Linked DNA regions of Homo sapiens: region 2 is linked to region 1. Evidence: chromatin loops called from intact Hi-C (ENCODE). Cell type or tissue: PC-3. All regions are shown on one strand. Each heading gives the region's core, and the rest is flanking DNA. Links, peaks and the distances in the headings are about the cores only.

Evidence for each region. A loop is a pair of places that touch in the nucleus more often than their neighbours do. Peaks named below come from ENCODE experiments on the same cell type or tissue, not always from the same donor. Only the 100,000 strongest peaks of a DNase experiment are listed, where the experiment ranks them.
Region 2: it touches region 1 in a loop (4-fold over the local background); 5 of 110 quality-filtered maps call a loop at or near these places.

The regions. Positions count from the first base shown.
Region 1 is chr11:108,691,664-108,702,073 of GRCh38, forward strand. It overlaps DDX10 (DEAD-box helicase 10), which reads left to right. Exons shown (of 18, transcript NM_004398.4): 8 at 213-375; 9 at 1,853-1,937. LOC124902750 (a long non-coding RNA gene) reads right to left here. Exons shown (of 3, transcript XR_007062881.1): 3 at 7,844-7,914. Among named protein-coding and RNA genes, the nearest start is that of DDX10, 32 kb to the left of the region's middle. In PC-3, for the core only: a CTCF peak has its summit at 6,393 (motif pointing right); DNase peaks (open chromatin) are centred at 2,408 and 6,408; H3K27ac peaks cover 1,251 bases.
Region 2 is chr11:108,952,868-108,963,277 of GRCh38, forward strand. No RefSeq gene overlaps it. Among named protein-coding and RNA genes, the nearest start is that of DDX10, 290 kb to the left of the region's middle. In PC-3, for the core only: no CTCF peak of the experiment used is centred there; a DNase peak (open chromatin) is centred at 6,104; H3K27ac peaks cover 354 bases.

The DNA.
Region 1 (10,410 bases), core at 1,435-9,434:
TCTGTGACGTTAGGAAATAGAAATGTGAATTAAAGGAGGGAAGGAAATTAAATTGCTTGTGATTAAATAAGAGTTTCTTTACTTTTTTTACTTGGTTGGAATTGGGTATCACATTGCTCTGCTGTTGAGACTCTGTGGGATACGTTGATAAGAGAAAAGCTTTATTGCTGCCATCTGCCATAAGCAAACTTATTCTTCTGTTGATGCCCCAGGTCCAGTATCTGTACCGAGTGTTTTGCCGGCTACGTCCTGGTGTTTCTATCCTTGCACTCCATGGTCGACAGCAGCAAATGAGAAGAATGGAAGTCTATAATGAGTTTGTCCGTAAGAGAGCTGCAGTACTCTTTGCTACTGATATTGCAGCCAGGGGTCTGGGTAAGAAAACTTCCTATCATGAAATTTCTGTGATTGTGTGAAATGTAATTTGCTTATAAAGTATATTTTGGGAAATCTGATAGACTCAAACACTTGGGTTTCTTTTCTTATTTTGTAAGAGAAAAGTAAGTAGTAAATTGGTAGCAGTTGACTAACATTAAGGATGTATCAGTGAAAATTTCCACAGTATTTGCATCTTTTTTACTATTTCATGATAATCACACCATAGAATCCTGAGGAACCTACAAAATCAAAGGGGGTTAAAAGTTTAAAGATATGAAAACAATTCCCATTTCTTTGAAAATTGGAAACTTGTTTATAGATACTGAACTCATTTAACAAGAAAAATCAGTGAAGTCCATGTTTTCATCATTCTAATTTTTATCTGATAAATAACTACATTTAGCGTAGTTAAATTTATTTTCAAAACCTGCTTTGTTGATTATACAACTCCTGGCTTTGTGGGAATGGGACGGGGATGGACGTAACTAGAGAGGAAAACTAGACTTAGGAACAAAGGGTGAGAATAAATAGGTGATAATTTGAATCCTTCAGTCACTTAATTTTATTGTATTGTTAATTACAGCAAATTTGAAGCATAAACAAAAGCTGAATATGTTTAATCTACCCTCATATACCCAGCTTTAACAATTATCTTTTTCATAATCCTCCCCCTGTCCCTCTTGGAGTACTCTAAAGCATATCTCAGATGCCATATTTATTAGTATAGGCTGGAGTACAGTAGCATGATCATAGCTCACTACAGCCTCGATCTACCAGGCTCAAGTGATACTCCCACCTCAGCTTCCCCAGCAGCTGGGACTACAGGCATGCGCCATGCCTGACTAGTTTTTATTTTACTTAATTTTTTATTATGCTTTAAGTTCTGGGGTACATGTACAGATTGTGCAGGTTTGTTACATAGGTATACATGTGCCATGGTGGTTTGCTGCATCCATCAACCCGTCATCTACATTAGGTATTTCTCCTAATGCTATCCCTCCCCTAGTCCCCCACCTCCAGACAGGCCCCAGTGTGTGATGTTCCTCTCCCTGTGTCCACTCTTCAACTCCCACTTATGAGTGAGAACATGCAGTGTTTGGGTTTCTGTTCCCGTTGGTTTGCTGAGAATGATGGTTTCCAGCTTTGTCCATGTCCCCATTAGAAGTGGTGCTTTCGGGTTATTAAATATTAGGGTATTTCACTGTTTGTCCGACACAAAGCAATCTGTCTCTTCCGTGTCAGATACGAAGTAATCTTCATATTCAAACAGTCATTAATTTTAGTTCATTTTGTCAAGAGAAATGTTTACTATCTCTTGGTTCATGCAATTAATTTTATTTTTAATAGAGTTCATAGATGATATCCATCAGTTTGATGTGATGAAAAGTCCTGGCAAGCAATATTTTAAGATAAAAATAGTGCAGCAGGGCAGATCTTGCAACCAGTTTCTTAACTTCACATCCCTTCTCTGTAGATTTCCCGGCCGTGAATTGGGTTCTTCAGTTTGATTGTCCTGAGGATGCCAACACATATATTCACAGAGCAGGTAGAACTGCCAGGTAGGTGTACTGACTAATTTCTTTTCTTTTGCTACTATCTAAATAACAAAGCATGCTTTTCCAACTGCAGATAAACGAAGAAAGGAATCAGGTAAGTGAGTGCTGGTTTGGCATTTTGTGGTGTGAGTTGACAGCTACTGTAAATCATTATGGCTAAGACTTGATTAGTGCTGCAAAAAATCCATAAAAATCTTATTTTAGTTTGTTTAAACTTTCTTGTACTTTACTTTTCAGCAAAACTGCTCATTGAAAGTCATCTCATTGAATCCTAATGACCTGTCAGTTAGGTCTAGGACTGCAGTAGTCCTCACTTATCCTCAGGGGTTATGTTCCAAGGTCCCAGTGGATGCCTGAAATCTCAGTACCAAACCCAATATATGCTATGTTTTTTCAGTCTAGTAACTGAGACAGCTAAGTAACAAGTGGGTGGGGTCTTAAGCGTGCATATGCTGGACAAAGGGATGATTCACATTGTGGGCAGGACACAGTGGGATGGTGTGACATTTTATCAGGCTACTCAGAAGGGTGAGCAATTTAAAACTTATGAATTGTTTATTTCTGGAATTTTCCATTTAATATATTTAATATTTTTTGGGCCTTGGTTGACTGGGGGTAACTGAAACCACAGAAAGCGAAACCACAGATAGAGGGGGGACTACTTACTGTATTATTAAATCCCTATTTTCAGGTGAGGAAACTGAATCTTTGAGCAGTTAAACAATTTGTTCAAAGATCCACAGAGCCAGGATTTGAACCCAGGCAGTCTGGCTTATCTAGTCTAGATCTTGTGCTCTTACCTTCTAAAGTATAGGCTAATAAGAGGCTAAGTGATTTGGAATCATAGATATCTCTTTTTCCTTTCTTCCTAGTTCAGGAAACAGAGACATTGCTGAAGACCACTCCCTATCTCTCCTTCTTCCTATACTCCCCACTTCCTCCCAAAAGTATCCTATGTTTGCTCAAGAGGTATGAGGAACTGTCTAGAAAAGAATGTAGTAGGCTGGGCATGGTGGCTCATGCCTGTAATCCCAGCCCTTTGGGAGGCCGAGGTGGGCGGATCACGAGGTCAGGAGTTCAAGACCAGCCTGAGCAACATGGTGAAACCCTGTCTCTACTACAAATACAAAAAAATCAGCCAGGAGTGGTGGTGTGCGCCTGTAGTCTCAGCTCCTTGGGAGGCTGAGGCAGGAGAATCACGTGAACCCGGGAGGCGGAGGTTGCAGTGAGCCGAGATCGCACCACTGCATTCCAGCCTGGGCGACAGAGTGATGCTCTGTCTCAAAAACAACAAAACAAAACAAATAAAAAAAAACCATAGTAAAGTCAGTCATTTGGAATTAAGTGGCATAGAAAGGTATATGAATGAATCAAAAAGGATTACACAATCTGTCATTGCTGTTAAGCTGTAGCAGCAAAGCTGGGAGGTATACATTCTTGGTGGAATTGTAAATGGTTAACATTTTTCTGGATAGCATATGGTAATACTTATTAACAACCTTACAGTTCTTGTTTTTGTCTTAGTAATTCCACATCCAGAAATGGATCTTAAGAAAATAGAGAGCTGAATAAAGTTTCAATGTACATTTGTCTTGCTGATGTTTGTAGTGTTTAAGAATTGGAATTTATTATGATCTTTAGATTATGATTATGGTTAGCCACAGATGGACTATTTATTCAGTTTTACATTTTTGCTCTGTTTTCTTTCTCATCAAAACTGGATGATTGGGTATTTATCATATGGATTCCAGGATTGGTCTAACTGGACCAATGGTTGCTTCCAATTTCATGCCACAAACTCTTCTCAAAACTTTCCCAGGGATGTGAGGATCTTTAGGCCCGAGCACAGACTGTCCTGTTTGGCAGGCTTGCTTTACCACCTGCCCTGTGTCCACTTCAGCAAGTGGCCCCAAGTATGAAAGTGTACGCTATCCCTTGCTTACCTAGGAAGTCCCCTTGGCGTTTAGTTCTTTTAGATTTCTATACATTTATATTTTTTGGGTAGCTTTGAAGAAAATTTTTTTGTTTTTGTTTTTATGTGGTCACTTTTTGTTTCAGCTGAAGTGAAGGTTTTTATGTCTTTTTATAGCCTAGCAAGAAATAGATCTTCTTAAAATTCTATTTAATTTTCATAAGATGTTTGAATGTATGAGTGTTTAAGTGTTTTTTTTTTTTGTTTTTTTTGATTGATTCATGTTTATCCTGTGGGCCATCTTTAAACGTGGTTTATAATAAAAATGCACTCAAATTAAATGTGCTTCTTTTGACCAGCATGAAAGAAGGGAGAGAACAGTATAATAATGAAAGACTATTTAAAAATAGGATTTATGAATTAGTGGGTTCAAAAATAAGTCTTTTAATTGCAATTAATGATGTAGTTTTAAACAAGCAATGCAGTTAGGATTAGGTTTTGTATATGATACTGTACATTTAGACAAACTTGTTTTTAGAACTTTCTTTCTTCTTGGAACTAACTAAAATGGGACATGGGTAGAATAGTTGCCTGTTCTCCATTTTTATGAGGGGGTAGATGGTGCCTCATTGGTCTTTAATGTATTGAGTACATGGTTTTTGTTTTGTTCTGTTTTGTTTTTTTTGAGACAGAGTGTCGCTCTGTCACCCAGGCTGGAGTGCAGTGGCACAATCTCAGCTCACTGCAACCTCCGCCTCCCGGGTTCAAGTGATTCTCCTGCCTCAGCCTCCCAAGTAGCTGGGACTATAGGCGCGTGCCACCACACCTGCCTAATTTTTGTATTTTTAGTAGAGATGGCGTTTCACCATGTTGGCCAGGTTGGTTTTGAACTCCTGACCTCAAGTGATCCGCCCGCCTCAGCCTCCCAAAGTGTTGGGATTACAGGTGTGAGCCACAGTGCCCGGCGAGTACCTGTTTTGATTGTCATTCATAGTGAGTATTTTGGAAAGTCATCAGTGGTGGTTGGTGGAATGACCTTCTCCACTGTTATTCTCCTCAGTAAATGTGTAGTTGTGTAAATTTTTACATGTACCTGTGCACATATCTGCATTCTGTGCTCCTGTGGGCCTCTGGATAGGCAGGGTTGGATATGGTATCTCACAAGTGCATTGGGCCAGGGGTGTAGGCGCTTTTTATTTTTATTTTTTCTTTTCCTTTTCGATATCTTTAATATAGTGTATTCTTTAATGTGATTATTTTCATATGTATTACATTCTTTTTAGATGTGCCAGTGGTATTGATGGGGACAGGGCAGACTGATTCATAAATAGAATACATTTAGCAGTAAAATTCTCCCTATATGAAGATTATTGGACATGTCAATATAAATCAGGAAAAGATTCTAGAGGGGGGAATATTTCAAGGTTCTTGGTTCCTAGAGAAGTTGTTGAAAATTTTATGTAGTTGAACATGCCGTGGTGAACATTAAATTGGGTCTTAATGACTGAGGAGATGAAGAGGAGTTAGAACAACATCACATTATTGTGTCTGAAGAGAGAGAATACTAATCTGAAAAAAATGTTTTAATGTAATTTTTAGTATGGTCGTTAACTTTTAAAGCACAAGCCTGTTTGACCTTTTGTAACCAATTAAAAGTATTTTTACTTGACTATTTTAGATGTATAGTATGTGGAAAGGTTTAGCATATATAATGCTTTTTTTTTTTTTTTTTTCTGGCAGTTTAAAACTTGCCAATAATGGGCTTAAAGATAATTAGAAAGTTTTGTGGGCCATGAGACTGAATAATTGAATTGAATAAAGGCTAAATTAAAATTAGAATCTAATTAAAATCCTGTGTATTTGGCTGTAATTAAGACCAAGTTGCCAGATAGTGTTTGCTTTTGCAATTGAACTATAATATATCGATATAGGAAAACAAATTCATTAGCAAAATAGCTAAGATTTGGGGAATCTTTTTTTCTTTCCATATTTTAGCTAAAAAAGTGATTTGGGTACTTTTGTCTTGAAGTACCTAATTCTGTATTAATTAATTTTACCTTTCTAAATTCCTTTTGATCTATAGCAGTTGAGAAATTTCCCTGTATTTTCCTTAACCAGCACACCCCTTTTAACAAAATGATCTCCTTTAGAGATAAGTGAGGCCAGGTATATGAATATAGTTTTATAATGCTCTATCCTGTGATACATTCTGTCACTTTAAAAAGCAATTCTCTTTAGGGCTTATAGTTCTTTTGGTACAAAACCAAGCTCTTCCAGTTTTTATAAAAATGTCCAGTTGAAAGTAGAAAATATTTGGGAATGGAAAATAGACATCAGATATTCTCAACTTTAAAAAATGTTTTTATTTGGGGAGGGTAGGGGAGGGTTGTGGGTAGAAGATGGGCATTTATATATAACTATTTTTTTCCCCCAGAATAGTAGAAGATAAAATAATTTCAGCAATATTCTAATTTAGCCTTATGTGCCTGGCTACATTTTGTGGCGCTCAGAAATTCTGTAACATAAGGAGCAGAATGTGATTCCACTAGGGGACAGCAGAGGCCAAACCTTAGCATTGCACACTCACTGGCAGCAGCTTAGATCTTAGAAAAGAGGAAGATGGCCACTAGTTAAAATCTGTAATAACTTCTGAAGAGTTCATGGCTGGTTGTGGGAGAATACTGGTACTTTATGGAATAGCTAATGAGAATTTTTTAATAGTGTCTTTAATTGGTTTGTGAATTGAAATAATAAAAGTAAAAAGACAGTTTTCATGAGCATTAACTTTCCAAGGCTTACCATGTGTACCTTAGATATAAGATAGGAGCAATCTTTGTTAGTGAAAATGATTTCTTTAATTCCTTTAGCTTACATTTGTGAAGGTCTGCAGTCTGCTCCTCGTAGATAGTGGCTGATGCTTCTTTACGTGACCTGCTTTTGTTGGTATCTATGATTTAAAGGTTGCATAAAAGGTCACAGCAAATTTATTTTGCATCTTGAAGCAATGAGGAGCTGGGGGAGAGTATAGCCAGTATGGCTGTAGGAGTAGATAAGGAGGGCTGATATTTCTTAGGAGTCTATTTCCCAGGTACCCTTGGGAGTATTTCTTAGGAGTCTGTTTCCCAGGCACCCCTTAGGAATAGGGGTGCCCCCACTTTATTCTCCTGTCTAGTCAATACAGCAGGCACAGTGTTCCTTCTAAAACATAAGTCGGATTATATCACTCCTCTGATGGCATACCATTTCACTCAGAGTGAAAGCCAATGACCCCCTGGGCCTAAACTATTCATCCGTTTCCCCCCAGTTTGCTAGTATTCTCCCCTTGTTCTCTATGCTCCGTACTGGTCTTGCTGTTTCTTTTATGTGCCAGGCGTGCTTTTGCCCGTAGGGCCTTTATACTGGTGCTGTCTCTTTTCTGCTGGAATGCATTTTCCTCAAGTATCCACATGGCTGTCTTCCTCACCCTCCCCAACCACTCCTTTTAACCCTGCTTGACATTCCTTTCTCCAAAGTCCTTTATCACCTTCAAATATACTGGAGTATTTACTTAGTATATTTTTACATTGCTTTCACCTTGATTGTAAGTTCCATAAAGGCAGCAATGTTTGTCTAGTATATTGATGTACCCTAAGTGCTTAGAACAGGACCTGACATGTAGTAGACTACATTTGAGATAGTGATTCAGACTCATGAATCAGATCTTACCTAATATGTTAATTATTTATTGTTGTATAACAAATTGACCCATGGCTTGGTGGTTTAAAGCAATAACCATTTATTATCGCAGCAACCATTTATCTTGTAGCTTCTGTGGGTCAGGTACCCAGTGTGGTTCATCTGGGTCCTCTGGCTCTCAGTCTATCACAAGGCTGTAATGAAGGTGTCAGATGGTACTTTAAGGTTCAGCTAGGGTTGCATTCATTCTCAGATTTATTCACATGGTTGTTTCCAGATTCATTTCCTCCTCTGCTGTTGGTCAGAGGCATCTCTCAGTTCCTTTTCATCTGGTCTTCTTCACAGGATAGCCACAACATGGTAACTGACCTCATCAGAGAGGGCAAATGACAGCTGAGGGAGAGAAAGATGAAGCAGTAATGTCTTTCATGACCTAGACTTGGAAGTCACAGTCCATCTTTCCTGTAACATCCTGGGGTTGCATGTCAGTTCTGTTCCTTGTAGGGGGACTACACAAGGGTGTCAATACCAGGAGGTGCAGATTATTGGGAGTTGTTTTATAAGCTGCCTACCACACCCAACGTCAAATTTTACCTCTGATTTCAAGGATAAAAACAATCCTGAGGTAGAAGTGAAACAAGAAGAGGTGTGGGATCTCCACTATAGCTCCCTGGTTATTTTCTTGCCAAATTAGGGCATGCTCTGGCCCAGGTTAACATAGGAGACTCTAAATAGTGTGTGGCTTAGATGGACACTTGCATAGATGGACTATTTGTATACTCGGTTACAAAGCCCACCAGAGAAACATACTTTCAAATCCATAAATTGTGAACAACCATGGTGCATCCTATTAAAAGCCTCTCATAGGTGAGGACTCTCACCTAGCAAATACCATGTTTGTTTCCCTGGAGATCTGTCATTAATATGTTTTCTAGGAGATTTGACCATATCACTTTTATTGGGGTGGAGGGAGCGCAGGGCATCCTCTTCCCTACCTCCCACCCCTGTACCACACAAAGAACGAATGGACTGTGGTTTAGCCTTTTGCTTCCCAAACTCAATAAATATTTGTATGAATAAACTCATTTAGCCCATAGAACAACTCATGAAAGAGGTTCTCATATTAGGAAACTCTTTCTCAGAGACTTTGAGGTAGATTATGTCGATGATTTCTCAGTTTAGTAAGTACCAGGCCTGGGATTTATGCTTAGATCTTTCTGACTCTAGAACTCATTCTTGCCAGTGTGCCCTGATCCAGCTGTTTACATCTAATGGATTACATCTAATAGCGCAGACCTGCAGCTCCCATGCAGGGCTTCTAGAATGCATGAGAGCCAGTTACTGGGAGAAGAAAGGTAGATGTCTTCAAATTTGTTGACATTTGTGGTCATGAAGACGAACTAGTATATGCATTTTCTTTCTTTGGACTAGGAGAGATAGACATCCTGTAGTTGTTCCATCACTGCTTTTAGAAAGTCAGGAATCTTAGGTTTGAATTGGACTTTGTCACTAATGACCGTGTACCCTTGGACAAGTCTTTAACTTCTCTAAGCCTCAGTTTCTTCTCTGGTAAAATGGGGTTAATTGTATCTAACTCTTATTTCCTGGAAGTATAATTTTAGGTAGCAGTACCACTTTGATTTGCGGTTTCTTTTTATTCTTAATGTGTTACAATTTACCTTTTTTTTTTTTAATTCTTTTCAGGGGACAAAGTTGATAGAATTTAATGATTTCTACCCTTTCTCTGTGAACCCCATAAATCCTTGTTCTTAGTCAGTGCTAGAAGCTTTCCATGCAATACGTATTAGCCAGCTTGGTTTCTCTCTAATTACTTACAGTGAACTTCATTTGTCACTGTTGGGCCTGACATGGTATACCTGTTTGTTATTTGAGATCTTAAGGTGCAGATGACTTTCTTTTCCCCAGAATATTTCCAAACCTGTTCTTTTTTCCTTTTTTAAATCTAGTATAGAATCGTCAGACATTCCATAAGTCAGAGATACCCTTTTTCTTGGAATAAGCTCTCCTTTGTACCATGTTGTGCAGGAGGAACAGAACAGTTGGACTCAGATCCCTTATGGCTGTCTTTCTGCACCTGCATAACAGACTGCACTGTTCTCCCCCAGTGACATGAAATCTTGGGGATGGTTGTCATAGGTAAGGCTGAGGTATAGGGAGAATAGAAGGAGATACAGGGCGGGAAAAAGAGAGGACTGTGCGATAGTAGAGCGTAACCAACAAATGTCTCCCTTTCTCCACTTCTTGATTATTGTATTGTGAGCAGTGACTAGCATATCAGTAGTCAGAGTTGTAGAGTTTTAGATCCTAAAGGGACATAAATCAGTCAATTGTATAATGTAGAAATAAGAAAATGTAGTAAATAGTGATTTATTTTATCTAAAGTTATACAGCTAATAGCTAATAGTACAACAGGACTAGAACCCAGTTCTTTTGACTCTAAATCTGGTGTTTTTTCTTTCTTCTTCTTCTCTTTTTTTTTTTTTTTTTTTTTTTTTGTGACTGAGTGTCTGTGACTCTGTCGCCCAGAGTGGAGTGCAGTGGCGCGATCTTGGCTCACTGCAACCTCTGCCTCCCGGGTTCAAGTGATTCTCTTGTCTCAGCCTCCTGAGTAGTTGGAACTACAGGGTGCGCCACCATACCTGGCTAATTTTTGTACTTTTAGCAGAGACGGGGTTTTGCCATGTTGGCCAGACTGGTCTCAAACTCCTGACCTCAGGTGATCCACCCGCCTGGATCCCAAAGTGCTGGGGTTACAGGCGTGAACCACTGCGCCTGGCCAAGTTTGGAGTTTTATCTGCTGAAACAGCTTCTAGTGTTCACTCACCAAATATTTGTTGTGCATGTTTTAGGGACACATGACACATGACA
Region 2 (10,410 bases), core at 1,390-9,389, 260 kb after region 1:
AATTCATGTAGTTGTCCTGTCCTTAAGGGGATGAAACATAAACTCCCACTCCTAAAGCGTGGGCTGTGCATAGTGACTTTCCTCCAAAGAGTACAGCATGAAAAGAGCAAAAAAGAGAGTAAATTTACAGTGGAAACACCTGAAAAACAGTAACTCTGCCAAGTGATCAAAGTCAACATCAACAGTGATAAGTGGTGTTGATAGTGTGTATCTTTGATATGAGGTGATAAGAATGGCACTTTAGGCCGGGTACGGTGGCTCACACCTGTAATCCCAGCACTTTGGGAGGCCGAGGTGGGTGGATCACGAGGTGAGGAGATCGAGACCATCCTGGCTAACACAGTGAAACCCCGTCTCTACTAAAAATACAAAAAATTAGCCAGGCATGGTGGCCCATGCCTGTAGTCCCAGCTACTAGGGAGGCTGTGGCAGGAGAATGGCGTGAACCCGGGAGGCTGAGCTTGCAGCGAGCCTGGATTGCACCACTGCACTCCAGCCTGGCGACGGAGTGAGACTCCATCTCAAAAAAAAAAAAAAAAAAGAAAAAAAGAAAAGAATGGCTCCTTACTTCTGTGGTCTTTCTCCCAGAATACATAACCCCAGTTCAATCACGAGAAAAACATCAGACAAATCCAAGTGGAGAGACATTCTACAAAATACCTGACTGGTACTTTTCCAAACTCTCAAGATCATTGAAAACAAGGAAAATCTGAGAAATGGTCAAGTCAAGAGGAGTTTAGGGGACAAATAAGACATTTGGTAAAAAGTAAGAAAATCTGAATAAAGTATGCAGTTTAGTTAATCAAAATTTATCAGTATTGGTTCATTAATTGTGCCAAATATACCATACTAGTGTAAGATGTGAATAATAGGGGAACTGGGTGTGGGTATACGGAAACTCTCTATGCTGGCTTCACAGTGATTCTGTGAATCTAAAGTGTTCTAAAATAAAAGGTTTATTCAGAAAATGACATGCAACAGAAGCATCATATTTTATTTAATCTCTTATGATTGAACATTTAAGTGGTTTCTAAATTTTTGCTATTGAATACATTTATGATGAATGTCCTTACAATCAAATCTTTGCACACATCCCTATTACTTCCTTCAGAATACATTTGTAGAAGGGAAATTGTGGGATAATAGATGTGCGTATTATAACAGTATTAAAGATTTTGATGCAAGATACCTAATGAGGCCCCCTCAGTTAAAGAATAAGTTAACTCTAAATTACAGTCAAGATGAAGGTTTAGAAAAGACTCTTGGATACTTTTTGCATCCAAGCCAGTCACATCAAATGCCACGAGGAATTATTTTCAACACCCTGAGAAAACCACTTACCGACGGGGAGCCTGTGTTCAGGGGTATGTCTTGCATTGGGCGTCTACTGCTCTTACAAGAGATAAATCAGAAGACTTCACTTCCTCATGCTGTGACCATCCCAGTATAAGAAAATAAAAACAAAAAGGGGAATGCAGATCTCCAAAGACCTAGAAGACGTGCACAGAGCCCTCCTGCATTTTATTAGGCAATCAGACTAAGAATACTATAGATCCGTGGCTCTTGTAGTGCGGTCCTCAGAACCAGCAGCATCAGTGTCACCTGGAAACTTGTTAGAAACGTGAATTCTTGGGTTCTACCCTAGGTAGACTGAGTCAGAAACTCTGGAGTTAAGGCCCAGATATTTGTGGGGTTTTTTTTTTTTGAGAAGTAGATATACTTTTTAATGCATTTTGGCAGGTTTATTGATATGTAATTCACATACCATACAATTAACTCATTTAAAGTGTACAGTTTAATGGTTTTTAGTGTATTCACAGATTTATGCAATTATCAACACAATCATTTTAAAACATTTTCATTACCTCATAAGGAAACCCTGTACTCTTTAGGTATCCCCTCTGCTCCCATCATGTTCCCTAGCCCTAGCAGTCACGAACGTATGTTCTGTCTCTGTGGATTTGCCTATTCTGGACATTTTGTATAAATAGAAAAATACCTGCACAGCAAAAGAAACTATCATCAGAGTGAACAGGCAACCTACAGAATGGAAGAAAATTTTTGCAATCTATCCATCTGACAAAAGTCTAATATCTAGAATCTACAAGGAACTTAAACAAATTTAGACCAAAAAAAAAAAAAAAACCAACCCCATCAAAAAGAGGGTGAAAGATATGAACAGATACTTCTCAAAAGAAGACATTTATGCGGCCAAGAAACATGAAAAAAAGCTCATCATCCTGGTCATTAAAGAAATGTAAGTCAAAACCACAATGAGATACCATTTCATTCCAATTAGAATGGCGATCACTAAAAAGTTAGGAAACAACAGATACTGGTGAGGCTGTGGAGAAATAGGAATGCTTTTACACTGTTGGTGGGAGTGTAAATTAGTTCAACCATTGTGGAAGACAGTGTGGCGATTCCTCAAGGATCTAGAACCAGAAATACCATTTGATCCAGCAATCCCATTACTGGGTATACACCCAAAGGATTATAAATCATTCTACTATAAAGACACATGCACATATATGTTTATTGCAGCACTGTTTACAATAGCAAAGACTTGGAACCAACCCAAATGCCCATCAATGATAGACTGGATAAAAAAACTGTGACACATATACACCATGGAATATTATGCAGCCATAAAAAGGTTGAGTTCATGTCCTTTGCAGTGATATGGATGAAGCTGGAAACCATCATTCTAAGCAAACTAACACAGGAACAGAAAACCAAACACTGCATGTTCTCATTCATAAGTGGGAATTCAACAATGAATACATGGACACAGGGAGGGGAACATCATACCTCGGGGCCTGTTGGGAGTTGGGGGGCAAGGAGAGGGATAGCATTAGGACAAATAGCTAATGCATATGGGGCTTAAAACCTAGATGAAGGGTTGATAGGTGCAGCAACCCCCCATGGCACATGTATACCTATGTAACAAACCTGCACATTGTGCACACGTATCCCAGAACTTAAAGTAAAATAAAATAAATCAATAAGAAAATCTAGAGGAAATTGGTAAATTTCCTTTTCACACAACCTCCCAAGATTGAACCAGGAAGAAATAGAAAAAAAAAGAAAAGAAAAGAAAACTACAATATAGACCTGTTGTGTCTGGCTTCTTTCACTGAGCATAATGTTTTCAAGGCTCATTCATGTTACAGGAGGTATTCGCACTTCATTCCTTTTTATGGCCAAATCATATTCCATAATGTGGATATACCACACTTTGCTTACATATTCATGAGTTGGTGGACACTTGGGTTTTTTCTACCTTTTGGCTGTTAGGAATTGTCTTAGTCCATTTTCTGTTGCTTTTATCAGAATACCCGAAACTGGGTAATTTATAAAGAAAAGGAATTTATTTATTTCTTACAGTTATGGAGGCAGAGAAGTCTAAGGTTGGGGTTGGGGGGTGCATCTGGTGAGAGCCTTCTTGTGCTTGGGGATACTTTGAAGAGTCCTGAGACAGTGCAGGGTATCACATGGCAAGGGGGCTGAGCATGCTAACTGCTATCTCAGGTCTTCCTTCCTTTGGTAAAGCCACCAGTGTCCCTTCCTGGATAATCTGTTATTTCATCAACCCATTAATCCATGAATGGATTAACACATTCATAAGGGCAGGGCCTTTATGATTCAATCACCGCTCAAATGCCCCACTTCTCAATACTCCCACCTTGGGGATTAAGTTTCAACATAAATTTTGGAGGGGCATTCAAACCATAGTAGGAATATTGCTGCTATGAACATTTCTGTGCAACATATATTTTCATAATCCTTCAGGAGATTCTAGTGCATGCTACAGTTTAAGAACCATTATTATAGATGGAGTGGTTACAAGAACAAATAGAAGATAGTTCTTTTTAATAAATAGAGATCATCACCTATCCTTTAGGTCATAAGCCAGCATAGAAAAGGAAAAACCTAGGTAGCGAAATCTGATGGTGTGTGGTCCAAGGACAGACATCCTTGTCACTGTAGAGATGTAAGGCAAGGGCCCAGGCATGGTGGCTCACGCCTGTAATTCCAGCACTTTTGGAGGCCGTGGCGAGCAGATCACTGAGGTCGGGAGTTCGAGACCAGCCTGACCAACATAGAGAAACCCTGTCTCAACTAAAAATACAAAAATTAGCTGGGCATGGTGGTGCATGCCTGTAATCCCAGCTACTTGGGAGGCTGAGGCAGGAGAATCGCTTGAACCCAGGAGGTGGAAGTTGTGGTGAGCTGAGATTGCACCATTGCACTTCAGCCTGGGCAACAAGAGTGAAACTCCGTCTCAAAAAAAAAAAAAGAAGAGATGCAAGGCAAGGTTGGGTTGAGGTGATCAAAGGAAAGGAAGCCCTGGTTATAAGGGAAGTGTCCACTTTTTGACCACTAGGCTACCCCTATTAATTTACTGGCATGTCATTGCATTCTTTTTTTTTTTTTTTTAGACAGAGTCTCACTCTGTCACCAGGCTGAAGTGCAGTGGCGCAATCTCAGCTCACTGCAACCTCGGCTCACTGCAAGCTCCGCCTCCCAGGTTCAAGCGATTCTCCTGCCTCATCCTCCCGAGTAGCTGGGACTGCAGGTGTGTGCCACCACACCCAGCTAATTTTTGTAGTTTTAGTAGAGACGGGGTTTCACCATGTTGGCCAGGATGGTCTCGATCTCTTGACCTCGTGATCCACCCGCCTTGGCCTCCCAAAGTGCTGGGATTACAGGCATGAGCCGCCATGCCCGGCGTATGTCATTGCATTCTAAAGGTACTGGGGCTGTTAAGTACTGATGCTTCTCTTTAGAGGAAATGACTCACCAACACCTGCTGTTTCTACAGTTCTTGAAACTGTATAAAGCCTTTTCTACCTGCACTTTCCTTCTACTGTCACAATATCAATATACTCAGCTACAGCTTAGTCTCCCCATTTAACAGATAAGGCCACTGAGGCTTAGTGAGTTTCAATGACCTGCCTGAAGTCATGGAGCAGGGTGTGACAAAAGTGGGAAAACTGGAATCAGAATCACTTCACCCACCCCTAACCTCACCAGAACAGTGTTTTCAATTCTAGCTACACATTAAAATCACTGGAGAGGTTTTAAAAATACTGAAACCCAGGCTCTGTACACAGTGATTCCATTTAACTGGTCTGAGGTGGGGCCTAGGCACTGGTATGTTTTAAAGGTTTTCTTGGTATTTTTTTTTTCCAGTTACTTTCTTTAAAAAATTTTTTTTTAACTTTTCATTTGAAATAATTTCAGACTTCCAAAAAAAGATGTGAAATAGTACAAAGCAGTCCTGTGTATCCTTCCCCCGGTTTTTCCAAATGTTAACATCTTACATAACCACAGCGCAGCTATCAAAGCCAGGATATTAACATTGATACAATACCATTCACTAATCCACAGACCTTATTCAAACGGTATCAATGGAGCTTGGTGGATAGTTCTAAATCATTCTGGAGACCTCATTATTTTTAGTTATTCCATCCCTTTAGTGTACTTGAATCTTTCCTAGGTGATCTTAATGTGCAGCCAGGGCTGAGAACTGCTGGGTGTGGACGGTGGAGCCTGGAGTTAGTATTCTACGAGTAGACTTAATTGGCTTTACGGTGCATTTTTTTCTCCCCGTTCTCTGACATGTAAGAGCTATGTCTGAAAATCTAGTATATTTCTAAGCTATTGTTATGCTGCTGATGGGATGAATCATTTGAAGATTTCTGACTATTTTTATGAAGTGACAGTTATATCTGCTGGGAGGAGAAATGAGCCCTAGTTATATTCATAGCAAGGTTACTGCCACCTAGGTGAAAAATGGAAAATGGTGTATTGGGGAGGGAAGAGTTGAAGAGCTTTCAAATATGAACTCACAAGTCAGTGGGCTAGGTCTTCGCAGAACTCAATGCCATTCTTTGGATGTGAGTCTGGAATACAGTTTAGATTTTAATTAGAGATGTGCTGGACCTTAATGTAAATGTATTTAGATAGGGAAGCCAAAGACACTAAACTGAAAACCTTGCATTTCCTACAGATGGTTTATTAAATTGAAATATGTCTCTTAACCTCTGGTCTTGACCCTGCTGTTGCAAAGATGAGTCATTGAAACATCAGCCTGTCTGTTATCCTGAATGACTGGCTGGAGTGGCCCGGCTGGAGGCACCACTTGGTAACACATGAAACTGGTTAGTTCATGAGGATTTTTACTTTTATTTTCGCCTACAGTCAAACTACCTTTATCCAATTAGAATTTTCACCCTCATCTATTTATTATCTCCTGCTCTGGGTAAAAACAAACCTGAGTGTCTCTGCCGTGTGCAAATTAGCCTGGCTCTGAGGGCCGCAGGGCTGAATAGAAACTATCCTCGAGTGAATAAAAATGTTATTAAATTTAAAACCACAGCCCCCATCACCAGCACTGGATTCCTTTATGCCACAGATGTTGACTGTTTGCAAGTGTTTCCTCTGTGAGGCACTGGCTTGGAAGCATTTGAACCTAATAGCATTATATGTGTGTTTATATCAGAAATCATATGCACAGATACATTGCCAGCCTTCAAATTCATAGAGAAAACAATTGGCTCCCGTGGTGTTAGGTAGCAGCCAGGGCTGTGGCCTTGTGGGTCCCAGCACAGGAGACTCTTTCATAACCCCCTGGGCTTTGGAACATGCTGCTGCCTCTGCCAAGTACACCCTTGTCTCCCACCACCCCTCTTTTCCTGGCTCACTGCTGCCACCTCCTCTTGGAAGCCTTCCTTGATTTCCTCCCCCAACCTGAGTTAGAAGTCTTTTCCATATATTTGCACAATACTCAGTGCTTCTATGTGCTGCAGTAAAAGTAATTGTTTATTTGTCTGATTTCTTCACATGCTAGCACCTAGCCCAGTGCCTGCCACATAGAAAGTGCCTATGATAATGTGTGTGTGTGAATAAATGAATGATAAATGAGAGCTACTGATTCTGCCTAATTACACCAAGCACTATCTGTGTGAAGCCATTTGCACCCATTATCTCCTTTAATCTAGCTAGAATTTAATCCTTTGATTCTGAAGGGATGGTATTTTACCCAATTCTACAGGTAAGGAAACAGGCTGAGAGGGAAGTGACTTCCCCATGACACAGAGCCAGGATTTGAACCTGGCCTAAGTCCACAGCTTGACCTCTTCACCACAGCCTCTTCCTTGCACAGCCTCAGCTGAAGGTCGCTGTGGTTGGTGGAGCAGCCAATGGCTGACCACAGTGGGGACGGAAGGTCTCTGCACAGGGCATGGAGCTGTGGGACTCTGAGAGCTACATTTGCAGGCCTTGGTTCACCTTGGGAGGCGTAATGGTGGAAATGCAGAGTTCCCAGCCATGGGGAGAGGGTGTGCTCTCCTTGATGATGCCATAGACCATGCCCAGCATGTACTGTTTGGTGAAAAAAAAGGATGGCCTGGAAGAGTCCACAAGGACCAGACAGCGATCTGTGCCTTAAACCTCAGAACTGCCTGCAGCCCAGCGTCACTCCCAGTGTGCTGAGGCATCTAGCAGACAGTCTGGCTCCTCAGGAAGGATTTTGAGCCTCAGTTTCTGATGATTTTTTAAGCTTTGGAGCCAGCTCGTTGTCCCAGAGCTCCCATAAGTGCAAGGGCAAATCAGCTCAGTCCCCACCATTCAGAGGGAGCTGTAAGCTGCTTCTCTGCAAAGAAGGCACCAAAGGGATGAGGATGAGGAGGAGGAGGTTCCCAGTTGCCTCCTCAAGAGTGAGAACTCCATGGGAATGAAAACTGCTGCCTGCACAGAAGCCTTGCCACCCAGCTCTTCGGGCGAGTCATGTTCAGTTCTGCCCTCCTCCCAGGCACACACCTCCGGATGTTCTGGAAGACAATGCAGAGACGGGTGAGAGGAGGGATCCCTTTGTGTCTGGAGATTCCCCGTGGGGAGCCTGTGCTTGCTTCCTGGCTTTTCAGATGAGCAGGCACTTCAGTGTGAGGACAGTCCAGGCTCTGTTAAGGTTTCTGAGACTCAGGGTGGAATATCTCACTTGGAGAAGGCTCTTGTCTTTTTAATACCCGTCTCCTTCTACCCCTCTTCTTTCGTGTGCCTCCTACACCTGACAAAGAGAACTCATGTGGGGTGGATCCGGCTTCAGCATGGGCTGTCTGGGTTATTCAAATTTCTCTTCCTCTCCTCCCTGCTAGAATATTAATTCATAGATGGAGGCCTTTCTGGCACCACAAGTATCTTCTAAGTAAGAAGACCCCTCCCACCTCCCTGCCACATGGAAGGGTTGGCCTAATAGGAACCTCTTCTCCCTTATACTTCCTGGCCCCAGCTGACCAGACCACGGTGAGGCCCAGCCTTGAGCCCACAAACTCTGACTTGTTACACAACAGAGAAAAAAATAAACTGGGTCGGTGAGAGTCTCCTGCTCATTGAAACTCAAGGGAGTTTACATTAGGTACTACAGAGTCGCAGCAGTGGAGCTGGGAGTGGTTGTCAGAGCCAGAAGTTTGTGGCATTGAAGAGAGACCAGAGTTGCCACAGCAGGCCACATCTAAGCTGGGATTTGAGGAAGCACTAGCACGCACAGGCTAGAGGTAGACAGAAGCCACAGCTAAGTATTGCATCTCTTCTAAAGCCTCACACTATAAGAATCACATTTTCCCTTTCATTTTTTCCCCTTCTAATCTAAAAATATTACAACTGCTGCCCCCAGTGTAACATCTATGTTCTCCAGGGCCCATGACGGTCCATGATGATCGAGTCTTAACTGTGCCCCCAGCTGAATAAAGTAAACACCTGTCGACATTATTGAAGCAACTGTGAAGATCGGCTGGAAATGGCTCTCTCACTGCAATGCCTGTCTTTGTGATATACCCGTGGGCACACAGGGCAGAAGGAGGCCTGGATGCCTTCTATGTACAGGCAAGGAAATGAAGCCAGCCAGGTGAGCATATATACCACGCTGTCAGTGTCCTGTGGCCCTTCCTCTGGCCACCTCCCAAATAACAGCCATCATAAGATCTTAAGCATGGCTTCTGGGGAGGCTAAGGAACTTGGAGGAAATATTAGGAATCTGTGGGTCCATCATTAAAAAGAGGACTAGGAAAAGAAAGAGGAGAAGATGTCAAGAATAAACTTAACATTCGAAACCGTGATCTCTGGGCTTCAGAATGCTCGCAGCTTAGATCGTTCAAAGAAAAAGCAAGTGCAGAAAATCTTCACGAAGGTATCCTGAATGAAGAAACCCACTAGTTTTATGAGGCATTGGTAGAGTTGTTTTGATTCAACTTTTTGACTTTGGAAAAAAGAAAAGCCAACAAGGGATATTATCAAGGGGCGCCCCTGTGTTTACTTGGACAGACACAATTGCAGCCCTGCCTGATGTGCGGCAAATGCATAGGTATGCTATGTGGTTAAGCTGTTGAAGTACCTTAAGACTTTGCTTCCACTCTGCCATTAAATCTTTGCAGAGATCAGAGAGGAGTCCCCTAAGGAATTTATATTTTGTTTTGATTTATTTTTTTTCTGTGGAGAGAGAGGGTTATTGAGTTCTCAGAAAATGGAAATTAGCCCTGTTCAGAGAGTCTCAAGGAGCTGCCCTTAATAAAAATAGCGGAAATTATGGGTTTTTTTCTTGCCTTACAAATATTTTTTTTTTTGAGACAGAGTCTCACCCTGTCACCCAGGCTGGAGTGCAATGGTGTGATCTCAGTCCACTGCAACCTCCGCCTCCTTGGTTCAAACGATTCTCTTGCCTCAGCCTCCCGAGTAGCTGGAACTACAGGTGCCCGCCACCATGCCCAGCTAATTTTTGTATTTTTAGTAGAGACGGGGGTTTCACCACGTTGGCCAGGCTGACGTCGAACTCCTGACCTCGTGATCCACCCACCTTGGCCTCCCAAAGTGCTGGGATTACAGGCGTGAGCCACCACGCCCAGCCTCAGATCTTTATTCCATATGAGGGACAGTGAGCTGCATTCGTGGAATTGCTGCCTGGACACCTGGGAGGCAAGAGGCTCAGCGCCTGCCCAAGAAGATGGTATGGTTACAAGTGCAGGGAGGGGCATATGAGGCTTGAGGGACTTCTCGTTTGTTTGTTTTCTGTTTTCCCAAATACACAGTACATAGTATAGCAGTCTTTAGAAAACCAACCTGCCTTAAATTGGTTTACTGTTTCTCGAGGACAAGCTGGCAGTTTACATCAAAAGCTGTGAATTATGTGTCTCCATTATATGGCAATTTTACTTTCAGCAATTTATGCTAAGGAAATAATAAAGGATACTGAAGGATCTACATTTTAGAGTTGTTTAGAAGAAAACAAACAAACACACTGGAAATGACACACATTTCCAACAGTTGGAGAGTGGATGAGTCAATTATGGCAGACTCAGTGGAATACTACGCATCCATTAAAAGTTCTGTTGTAAAAAAGGCATAAACAGA